2 separate regions of the Homo sapiens genome follow, and region 2 is linked to region 1. A link is a loop called in an ENCODE intact Hi-C map of the cell type or tissue named here. Cell type or tissue: OCI-LY7. All regions are shown on one strand. Links, peaks and the distances in the headings refer to the core of each region. The heading gives the core; the rest is flanking DNA. Region 1 overlaps LOC105369917 (a long non-coding RNA gene). Region 2 overlaps LOC107984545 (a long non-coding RNA gene).

Region 1 (5,384 bases), core at 149-5,148:
AGCTTTGTCCTTTAGATTGCTTCTTTTTCTCTTTTACCTCTCATTGCCATGTGTTTGAGGCAGGAGGTTGGAAGCTTTGCTCAAAGCAAGGACTTAAAATGCCTTTTTGAGCAGAGGTAGAGGGTTGTAGCTTGAAACTTGACTTTTAGTGATTCCACAGACACCAGCTGACACATCAGAATTATTCAGGGATGCTCAGAATGCCACTCCAGGAACCTGATGTTGCCACGCTGTGTTTACCTGCCGTAAACCCCAGGAAAGGAAAGGTGGGGATGGAGGAGTCAGTGGTCATTGGAAAACAAGAAGAGTGTCACTGAAGCTGGGAGTCTTAGAAGCCTGTTCTTACAGGGTGGAGATCAGAGCTTTAATTCAAATGCATCTGATTTCTTTGATATAAATCCCTGCCTCTGGCTCTCAGCTCTCTGCAGGCACCTAGCCACTGGTGAAGGTGTTGTTGATTCTCTTGCTACTTCTTATGGCCCACTCATATTTTATACCAAACCATACACTCTGAAAGTTCTTTTCTCTTTTTTTTTTTTTTTTTTTGTCATTGTGCTCTTCAGGATATAAGATAGCTAATAGCTCACTCTGGAAATAGCATTAATACATTGGGGTGAGGGGGAAGTGGAGGACTCATTTTATCAGATGTTAAGGTTTTTATGACGTGATAGTAACTAAGATATTGTAGTATTGGCACCAGGCTAGTTAAATAGACCAATGGAACAGAAATAGAAAGACCTGACTGACCCAGGAACATGGGGAAACTTGATTTACAACAGAGATCGAATTACAAACCAGGAGGAATGGATTATTCAATCAATGGTGCTGGGACAACTGATTATCTATCTTAGATTCCTATTTTCCATAATAAACTCCAGGTAAAGAGCTAATCATTAAAAGCCAAATAATAAAACATTTAGAAGAAAACATCAGGATAATTTTTTCTTATCACCTTCAGGTAGAAAATTGTTTTGTTTTTTTTTTGAGACAGTCTTGCTCTGTCAACCAGGCTGCAGTTCAGTGGCGTGATCTGCTCACTGCAACCTCCACCTCCCAGATTCAAGCAATTGTCCTGCCTCAGCCTCCCAAGTAGCTGGGATTACAGATTACAGGTACACACCACCACACCCGGCTAATTTTTGTATTTTTAGTAGAAACGGGGTTTCACCCTGTCGGCCAGGCTGGCCTCAAACTCCTGACCCGCCCGCCTCGGCCTCCCAAAGTGCTGGGATTACAGGCATAAGCCACCTCGCCTGGCTGAAAATAAATTCTTAAACCAAATGCACACCAAAAAATCACAAACATAAGGGATAGGATTAATTAGTTTAACTATATTAAAATAAAAATCTTCCATATAAAAAGGACACCATAAGCAGAAGGAAAAGACAAGCCACAGATGGAGACAAATGTTAGCAAAATATATGATTGGCAAATAGACCCTTTGCTGAACAATATGGCAATGTCTAGTAAAATTGAAGGCACGAATAATCCAGAGAAATTCTATACCGTAGGAAATGTGCAAAAATTTCATTGCAGCAGTTCTCTGTAGTAAAAAATTGGAAATTATGTAAATGTCCATCAACAAGAGAATGTATCAGTTGTTTGTTGTGGACAACTGCCATTGGCTCTTATCATGCAGCATCTATACCTCCCTCCTAAGTTTGGGGACTCCCCTACCTGCTGAGGCAGAGTCCCCTCCCACAATAAAAGCCAAAAATACCACTTTTTTTTTTTTTTTTTTCCCTGAGACAGCCTCCCTCTGTCACCCAGGCTGGAGTGCAGTGGCGCAATCTTGGTTCATTGCAACCCCTACCTCCCGGGTTCAAGCAATTCTGCCTCAGCCTCCCGAGTAGCTGGGACAACAGGCATGCACCACCATGCCTGGCTAATTTCTTTGCATTTTTAATAGAGATGGGGTTTCACCATGTTGGCCAGGCTGGTCTTGAATTCCCGACCTCAAGTGATCCGCCCACCTCAGCCTCCCAAAGTGCTGGCATTACGGGCATGAGCCACCACACCCAGTCCCATCTTCTTGATTTCCCAGTTTCTCCTGCAGCTAGGGCCCAGGCACATGACCCAGGCTCCAAAGATCAGATGCGCCTGCCCCAGACTTTCATGCAGCTGCAGGGGCTGCCCGGACTTTCTGGGAGGAAGAGCAGTGGTTCCGCTTGGCTTCTAGTGGCTGTAATGGCTGTGGTTCCTGCAGCTGTGTTTTGGGTCAGGAGGACCAACAGTGCAAGCCGTAGGGTCTGTCCAGCAGCCGTTGTTGTGGTGTTGCTATTGGACACATTCTACAGCATGATTAGGGACATTTTCCCTGGCAGTGGAGCCTCCAAACCCAAGTCTTCCACTCTTGCAAAGGTCTTCCAAGTTATTGAATACATTCCTTTTTGTTTGTTTGCTTAAATTAACCAGTTTGTTTCTGTTGCTTGCAAATAAAAACCCTCATCCTAACAGATTATGGGTTATTACATACTTATATGACATACATGAGAATGACATACACCAAAATTAGGATAAAACGTTGAGTGAAATCAGGCAGGAGTCCTCAGGGACTTTCAGTTGTGTCTCAAATTGTAACAATGGAAAAAATATAAACATATATAGCAAATGGAGTAAAGCATTAATTTGTATTAATATTTGATATTAATACAATAAAGCTCGGTGGTGTGCATGGGGGTGTTATATTATCTTCATATTTTTATGAATATATTAACTACTCCATTATATGCACACACCAACACACATATGTAAACTTTTACTATAATTCAAAATGTACTATTCTGAACATTTCAAAGAAACAATATTCTGCTGATATTATGTGTTTGTCTTTCCATGAAAGAAGATCCATCTCTAAGTTAGCCTGCATCTAAATTCACTAATAAACATTATGCTGAAAAAGGAAAAAATATATTGAAAATAGGTCTGGTGGGGCATTAAGGCAAATGCTGAAATAATGTATTATATTTGCATGCATGGGTTTTCTTAAGCCAAGCAGATACCGTAAATCACCATCATTTTGTAGAAATGCGTTTCTACTGAGGAAAGGCATCAAGACATTTCAAAAAGCATGGCTTCAACAAACATAGCTGATCATTCATCACACTAAGTTGCTTAGTGCATTTGTTTGCTTCAGTTGCTTTAACAAACTACCAGAGCCCAAGGGACTGACATGACAGAAATTAATTTTCTCACAGTTCTGGAAGCTGGAAGTCCATGATCAAGGTCCGTAGCATCAGTATCTGATGAAGGCTCTCTTCCCGGCTTATGGATGGCCACCTTATTGCTGTGTCCTCACGTGGCAGGCAGCAAAAGTCAGCTCTCTGGTGTCCTCTTCTTATAAGGACACTAATCTTATCAGATCAGGATCCCACCCTTATAACATCATTTAACCTTAATTACCTCCATAAAGCCTCTATCTCCAAATACATTGAGGTTTGGAGCGTCAACATACAAATTTTGGGGGGACACATTGAGTCCACAGCACTCAGGTTAAGGGTAAAGAAACTGAAAACACCCAGCACTTTGGAAGGCTGAGGCAGGCGGATCACTTGAGGTCAGCAGTTCGAGGCCAGCCTGGCCAACATAATGAAATCCCGTCTCTTCTAAAAATACTAAAATTAGTCGGGCATGGTGCCACACGCCTGTAATCTCAGCTACAAGGGAGGCTGAGGCAGGAGAATCGCTTGAACCCAGGAGGTGGGGGTTGCAGTGAGCCAAGATCGCTCCACTGCATTCCAGCCTGGGTGACAAGAGCAAGACTCTGTCTCAAAAAAAAAAAAAAAAAAAAAAAAGGCCTGGCACGGTGGCTCACGCCTATAATCCCAGAACTTTGGGAGGCAGGCAGATCACAAGATCAGGAGTTTGAGACCAGCCTGACCAACATGGTGAAACCCTGTCTCTACTAAAAATACAAAAAGTTAGCCAGACATGGTGGCGGGTGCCTGTAGTCCCAGCAACTCGGGAGGCTGAGGCAGGAGAATCGTTTAAACCCGGGAGGTGGAGGTTGCAGTGAGCCAGTATCGCGCCACTGCACTCCAGCTTGGGTGACAGACAGAGACTCTGTCTCATTAAAAAAAAAAAAAAAAAAAAAAAGGACACTGAAATCAACAGTGAATATTTTAATGATAATAAAATGTACTCCTGGCCAGGCACAGTGGCTCATGCCTATAATCCCAGCACTTTGGAAGGCCAAGGTGGGAGGACTGCTTGAGGTGAAATTTGAGCCCAGCCCGGGCAACACAGCAAGACCCCATCTCTGTATTAAAAAATAAAAATAAATAAGATGTACTCTTCTAGCTACCCAGGAATGCCAGTTTAAAATAACCTAATTAAAATACTATATTTTTAAACAAATTTCAGCGTCTCATAAAATTCTTTAAGCTAATTAAAATTCATGAAAGGTTGGTTTTATATGCTTCATAACCCCCCTGGAAGTTTTGTGGAAACACAAACTTACCCCTACATAATAGATGTTAATACTGAAGCACAAAGAAATGAGAAGATTTGCAATCACATTAAGAGTGAGTGACAGGCCAGGTACGGTGGCTCACACCTGTAATCCCAGCACTTTGGGAGGCCTAGACGGGTGGATTACTTGTGGTCAGGAGTTCAAGGCCAGCCTAGCCAACATGGTGAAGCCTCATCTCTACAAAAACACAAAAATTAACTCGGCATGATGGTGGGTGCCTATAATCCCAGCTACTTGGGAGGCTGAGGCGGGAGAATCTCTTGAACCCAGGTGGCGGAGGTTGCAGTGAGCCGAGATTGTGCACTCCAGCAGCCTGGGCAACAGAGCAAAAATTCTGTCTAAAAAAAAAAAAAAAAAAAAGAGTAAGTGACAGATTATGAATCCAAATTTAGCTTTCTGATTTCCATTCTAGCTGTTGGGCTACATAGCTTATTTAGTAGAGGCAATAAAACCAACTCATAAACACCTTACAGATATTTCAGGATCCAGCAAGATAGCAGTATTACAATAGAAAAAATATATGCATGTGTTCAAATCACAGCTGTCATTTACTGCTTGTGTGTTTTTGGTATAATTACTGAATTTCCAGAGCCTCAGTTTTCTCATCTGTAAGGGAATAAAAGTAAGTAACTTACAGACCAGCCTTGTATGCATTCTTCTTAGGTATGTTACAGTGCAATTAACATTCTAGTAATTGCTGGTCAATTATTTGCAATCATTTGGATTCATTGGTCCTCTGAACACGTATTTTATGTTTCTTTCAGAGCCATCGGTGCCTGTATAGCTGAAAAGGCTTATGTTTAACTCTTTTAGTGTATTGACAAATATTTTAACATGTTGGTAAATAAAATCCTGTCCAGAATTAAATGTCAATGCTTTACTAAAGTAATCGCTTGTATATCAGGGGTGTCCT
Region 2 (5,384 bases), core at 118-5,117, 79 kb before region 1:
TGGTGCCCGCCTGTGGTCCCAGCTATTTGGGAGGATCACTTGAGCCCAGGAGGTCGAGGCTGCAGTGATCTGAGATCACACCACTGCACTCCAGCCTGGATGACAGTGAGACCGTGTCTCAACAAACAAACAACAAAAAGAAAACAAGACAGAGGCAATTAATAAATAGTATCTGTTACTATTACTATTGTAAAAAGCACAGCCTTTATCATTGTATCTGAGTAATAATAGTTATACATGCATATTTTCAGAATGTTACAAAGAATATACCATAAAATGGAGATAACACAATAAATGCCACATGGCATTAGCATTAGGGTTTGGTGAAATGATATTCATGAGGGCAACTTTCAAACCTATAAAGAGATATACAGGCTGGGTGCAGTGGCTCATGCCTGTAATCCCAGCACTTTGGGAGGCCGAGGTGGGTGGATCACATGTGGCATGTGGCCAGGAGTCCGAGACCAGCCTGGCCAACATGGTGAAACCTCGTCTCTACTAAAAATACAAAAATTAGCTTGTAATCCTAGCTACTGGTGTGGCTGAGGCACGAGAATCACTTGAACCCAGGAGGCAGAGGTTGCAATGAGCCATGATCATGCCACTGAACACCAGCCTGCACAACAGACCTAGGCCCCAGTCTCAAAAAAAAAAAAAAAAAGAGCAAGAATTTTTCATCTCTATGAATTTTTCATCTCTATAAATTTTTCATCTCTATAAAAAATTTTAAAACTTAGCCAGGTGTGGTGGCATGCACCTGTAGTCCAACTAGTCTGGAGGCTGAGATGGAAGGATCACTTGAGCCCCGGAGTCTGAGGTTACAGTGAGCTATGATTGCACCACTGCACTCCAGCCTGGGCAGCAGAGCGAGAGCCTGTCTCTAAAAAAAATAATAATAAATAAGTACAAATAAATAAATATTTCTTAAATGGCCTTTCTGTCTTTTAAATGTCAACATGAATATATAACCAATGCCCAATTGTCAAAGATTTGAGATTTACATTTAGAATTCCTTTTTTTAGTTTAGAGATGGGGTCTTGCTATGTTCCCCAGGCTGAATTCAAACTCTGGGGCTCAAGCAGTCCTCCTACCTCAGCCACCTGAATAGCTGGGACTACAGGCACATGCCACTGCACCCAGCTGTCATTTAGACTTCTTATGCTAACTCAAATACTTTTTGTTCTTTAAAAATTTTCTCTTTTATTTCACATTAAACACTTATTGGAAAACCAGTGTTATTTTTCAAAATATGCTAATGGAGCCATCATTTAGAAGAAAAAGACAAGTAGCTCTTTAGTGGTGTGCGCCATTTTATAAAAATTCTATTCAGGTGAAACTCCATCAAATTTCTATATGTTTCACCACATTGGCTTGTGAAAGAAAACACTGAAATAGTGACGACGGGGGCAGCTGCCTTACTTAGAATTCTTTGAACAACTGGTTTGGAGAACATTTCAGAGGAGAGTTCATTTAAAGTTCTCTTGTTCATGCCTCGGGCAGTGCAGTGAAATCTGTTTTGGTTCCTTGTGCAATAGACATTTGTTGAATGAATGAATGATGACAGTCGTCAGATTATGAATTTTAAGCTCCAGATAGAGAAGGACTGGCCGGGCGCGGTGGCACATGCCTGTAATCTCAGCACTTTGGGAGGCCGAGGTAGGCAGATCACTTGAAGTCAGGAGTTTGAGACCAGCCTGGCCAATACGGTGAAACCTCATTTCTACTAAAAATACAAAAATTAGCTGGGCGAGCTGGCACATGCCTGTAGTCCCAGCTACTCGGGTGGCTGAGGCAGGAGAATCGCTTGAGCCTGGGAGGCGGAGATTGCAGTGAGCTAAGATTGCGCCACTGCACTCCAGCCTGGGTGACAGAGCTAGACTCTATCTCAAAAATAAATAAATAAATAAATAAATAAAAGAGAGAAGGACTCTGTTGTCCTCTCTTTGTAATCCATGTAGTGCAGTGCCCCCACCATGCTATCTTGATGACCGCTATAGTTTAGATGTTTGTCCCCTCCAAACTTCATGTTAAAATTTGATCTCCAGTGTCAGAGATGGGACCTAATGGGAGGTGTTTGGGTTATGGGTGCAGATCCTTCATGAATAGACTAATGCCCTCCCTCCGGGATGAGTGTGTTCTCACCCGATTAGTTCCTAGGAGAGCTGGCTGTTAAAAACAGCCTGACACCTCCCCACTCTCTCTCTCGCTTCCTCTCTCATCATGTGATCTCTGCGTACACAGGCTTCCCTTTGCCTTCTGCCAGGAGAGGAAGCAGCCTTAGGTTCTCACCAGATGAAAGTGCCCAATTGTAAACTTTCCAGCCATCAGAATTATGAGCAAATAAACCTTTATTCTCTATAAATTACCCAGCCTCTGGTATTCCTTTATAGCAACACAAAATGAACTAAGATGATTACCTTCCTAGATTTTATTTATTCATTTATTTATTGAGACAGAGTCACTCTGTCACCCAGGCTGGAGTGCAGTGGTGCTATCTCAGCTCACTGCAACCTCTGCCTCCTGGGTTCAAGCAATTCTCTTGCCTCAGCCTACTGAGTAGCTGGGATTACAGGTGCCTGCCACCATGCCTGGCTAATTTTTGTGTTTTTTGTAGAGACAGGGTTTTGCCACGTTGGCCAGGCTGGTCTCGAACTCCTGACCTCAAGCGATCTTCCCGCCTTGACCTCCCAAAGTGCTGGGATTACAGGTGTGAGCTACCGTGCCCGGCACCTTCCTAGATTTTATTGTGTCAACTATCTAGAGGCTTGGAGACACCATTGATGCTGTTCAGTAAAATATATGCTTGGGATATAAATGTTCTGTATCCAACTCATGGCTCTTGTCTTGAAGGAGAATTGTATCAGAGCAAGGCTTGAACTCACTCAATTCAGCTATCTGGTCCTAAATGATTCATTCTTTGTAATACTTTTTTTTTTCTGCCAACACTTGAAAATGTAAGATTATTCTACTACTTGTTGAGCAAATATGTACTAGAGAAACAGCAGTGAACAAGATAAAGTCTCTGCTTCGTGGAGACTTCAGTGGAGTAGAGGGAAACAAATAAAAAAGTAAATATAGGACAACAAATAGTGGTATGTGGAGTGCAATAAAGCAGGATTAAGGAAATGGGACTGATGCTTTTTTATATACAGTGTTCAAATGGCCTTATTCTACAGTAATATTTGAATGAAACTTGGTGGATATGAGGGCCTATGGGATGTGTAGGAAGGACATATCCTTGGTATGTTTGAGGACAGCAAGGGGGCCAGTGTGACTGAAGCATAATGTATTGAGAGAGGATAGTAGGATATATAATAAAAATCAGAGGAAGGGGAAAGGGTCAGATTATGAAAGACCTCGGAGGCCACTGTTATACAAGTTTTTTTTTTTTTTTTTTTTTTGTTGTTGTTGTTTGAGACAGAGTCTCACTCTGTCACCCAGGCTGCAGTGCAGTGACACAATCTCGGCTCACTGCAACTTCCACCTCCCAGGTTCAAGCGATTCTCCTGCCTCAGCCTCCTGAGTAGCTGGGATTACAGGCACATGCCACCATGCCTGGCTCATTTTTGTATTTTTAGTGGAGATGAGGTTTCACCATGATGGCCGGGCTGGTCTTGAACTCCCGACCTCAAGTGATCCACCCACCTTAGCCTCCCAAAATGCTGGGATTACAAGCTTTTACACTGAGTGGGATTAGAGTCTGAGCAAAGAGGGGCATGACTTAATCTGAGTAAAGACCTGGCTCCTGTGTTGAGATTCCATTTTAAAGAGTGGAGAAATGGTCAGAAAAAAGACCAGGTATGAGGTTATCTATAGTAATGATCCTTGAGGGATGATGGTAGGTCAGCCAACAGTGAAAGAAGGTAATGAGATTGCATTTCAGATATAGTTTACTGATTAGACTAGGGGATGGATACAGGGTGTGAGAGAAAGCGAGGAGTCAAAGAAAACTCCAGAGCTTTTGGCCTGAGCAATTGGAAGAATGGAGATTCCATTTATTGAAGTAAATAAGAACTAAAGGAAAACTCATTTGGAGAGGAAAACCAAGAGTTCAGTTTTGAACATGTTGGATTATTTAAATATGAGATACCTATAAGATACATTATATAGGAAGTAAGATATTTAAGTCTGGAGTGCAGATGAGATGTCAAAGCTGGAAATACACATTTGTGAGTTGTCAGATGGTTTTTAAAGCCAGTGAATTGGCTGGGCGCAGTGATTCATGCCCATAATCCCAGCACTTTGGGAGGCCGAGGCGGGTGGATGGCTTGAGGCCAGGACTCCAAGATCAGTCTGACCAACATGGTGAAACCCTGTCTCTACTAAAACTACAAAAATTACCCAGGCGTGGTGGTGCACATCTGTAATCCCAGCTACTCGGGAGGCTGAGGCAGGAAAATCGCTTGAACCTGGGAGGTGAAGGTTGCAGTGAGCCAAGATCACGCCACTGCACTCAAACCTGGTTGACAGAGTGAGACTCCATCTCAAAAAAAAAAAAAAAAAAACCACTGAATTGGAGAAGATCATCCAGGGAGTATAGGTAGAGAAGAAAACAAAAGAGGCCTGACGGGGAGAAGTCGACCCATGGGTGAAACCAGTGAAGAGCTGGAGAAGGAATAACCAGTGAGGGAAGAAAACCAAGAGAAAGTGGTGTCCCGGAAACCAAGTGAGGAAAGAATTTCGATTGTGTCAAATGCTATATGGGGATTGTATTATGAGTTGGGGGCTGAATAGTGACCTTTGGATGATGCGTTATAAAAGACTCCAGTGACCTTAAAAGAGGTTTATCTGTGAAGTGGTAGAAAAGTAGACTGGGTTGAATAGAGAAGGAAATCAACTTTCAGAGTTTTCTCGTATACCACTTCACACTCGTTAGGATGGCTATTATTTTAAAACAAAACAAAACAAGAAGTATTGGTGAGGATGTGGGGAAGTTGGAACGCTTGAGCATTGCTGGTGGGAATTTAAAATGGTGCAGATGGTGTGGAAAATGATATGACAGACCCTCAAAAAATTCAACATTGAGGCCGGGCACAGTGGCTCACGCCTGTAATGCCAGCACTTTGGGAGGCCAAGGCGGGCATCACTTGAGGTCAGGAGTTTGAGACCAGCCTGGTCAACATGGCAAAACTCTGTCTCTACTAAAAATTAAAAATACAAAAATTAGCCAGGTGTGGTGGCGGACATCCACAATCCCAGCTACTCGGGAGGCTGAGGCAAGAGAATTGCTTGAACCCGGGAAGCAGAGGTTCCAGTGAGCCAAGATCGTGCCACTGCACTCAAGCCTGGGCGACAGAGTGAGACTCCATCTCAAAAAGAAAAAAAAAAATTAAACATAGAATTACCATATGATCTATCAATTTCACTTCTAGGTATAAACTCAA

The links. Hi-C counts contacts between places; a loop is a spot of excess contacts. Peaks named below come from ENCODE experiments on the same cell type or tissue, not always from the same donor. Only the 100,000 strongest peaks of a DNase experiment are listed, where the experiment ranks them.
Region 2: a loop joins it to region 1, with 4 times the contacts of the local background. A loop is called at or near these places in 2 of 110 quality-filtered maps.

What each region holds. Positions count from the first base shown.
Region 1 is chr12:95,346,259-95,351,642 of GRCh38, reverse strand. All of the region lies in intron 8 of LOC105369917 (a long non-coding RNA gene), which reads left to right. Among named protein-coding and RNA genes, the nearest start is that of MIR3685, 39 kb to the right of the region's middle. In OCI-LY7, for the core only: no CTCF peak of the experiment used is centred there; a DNase peak (open chromatin) is centred at 2,162; H3K4me3 peaks cover 1,720 bases; H3K27ac peaks cover 4,420 bases.
Region 2 is chr12:95,425,491-95,430,874 of GRCh38, reverse strand. The region is part of intron 5 of LOC107984545 (a long non-coding RNA gene); the gene reads left to right. Among named protein-coding and RNA genes, the nearest start is that of METAP2, 46 kb to the left of the region's middle. In OCI-LY7, for the core only: no CTCF peak of the experiment used is centred there; a DNase peak (open chromatin) is centred at 2,224; H3K4me3 peaks cover 542 bases; H3K27ac peaks cover 1,152 bases.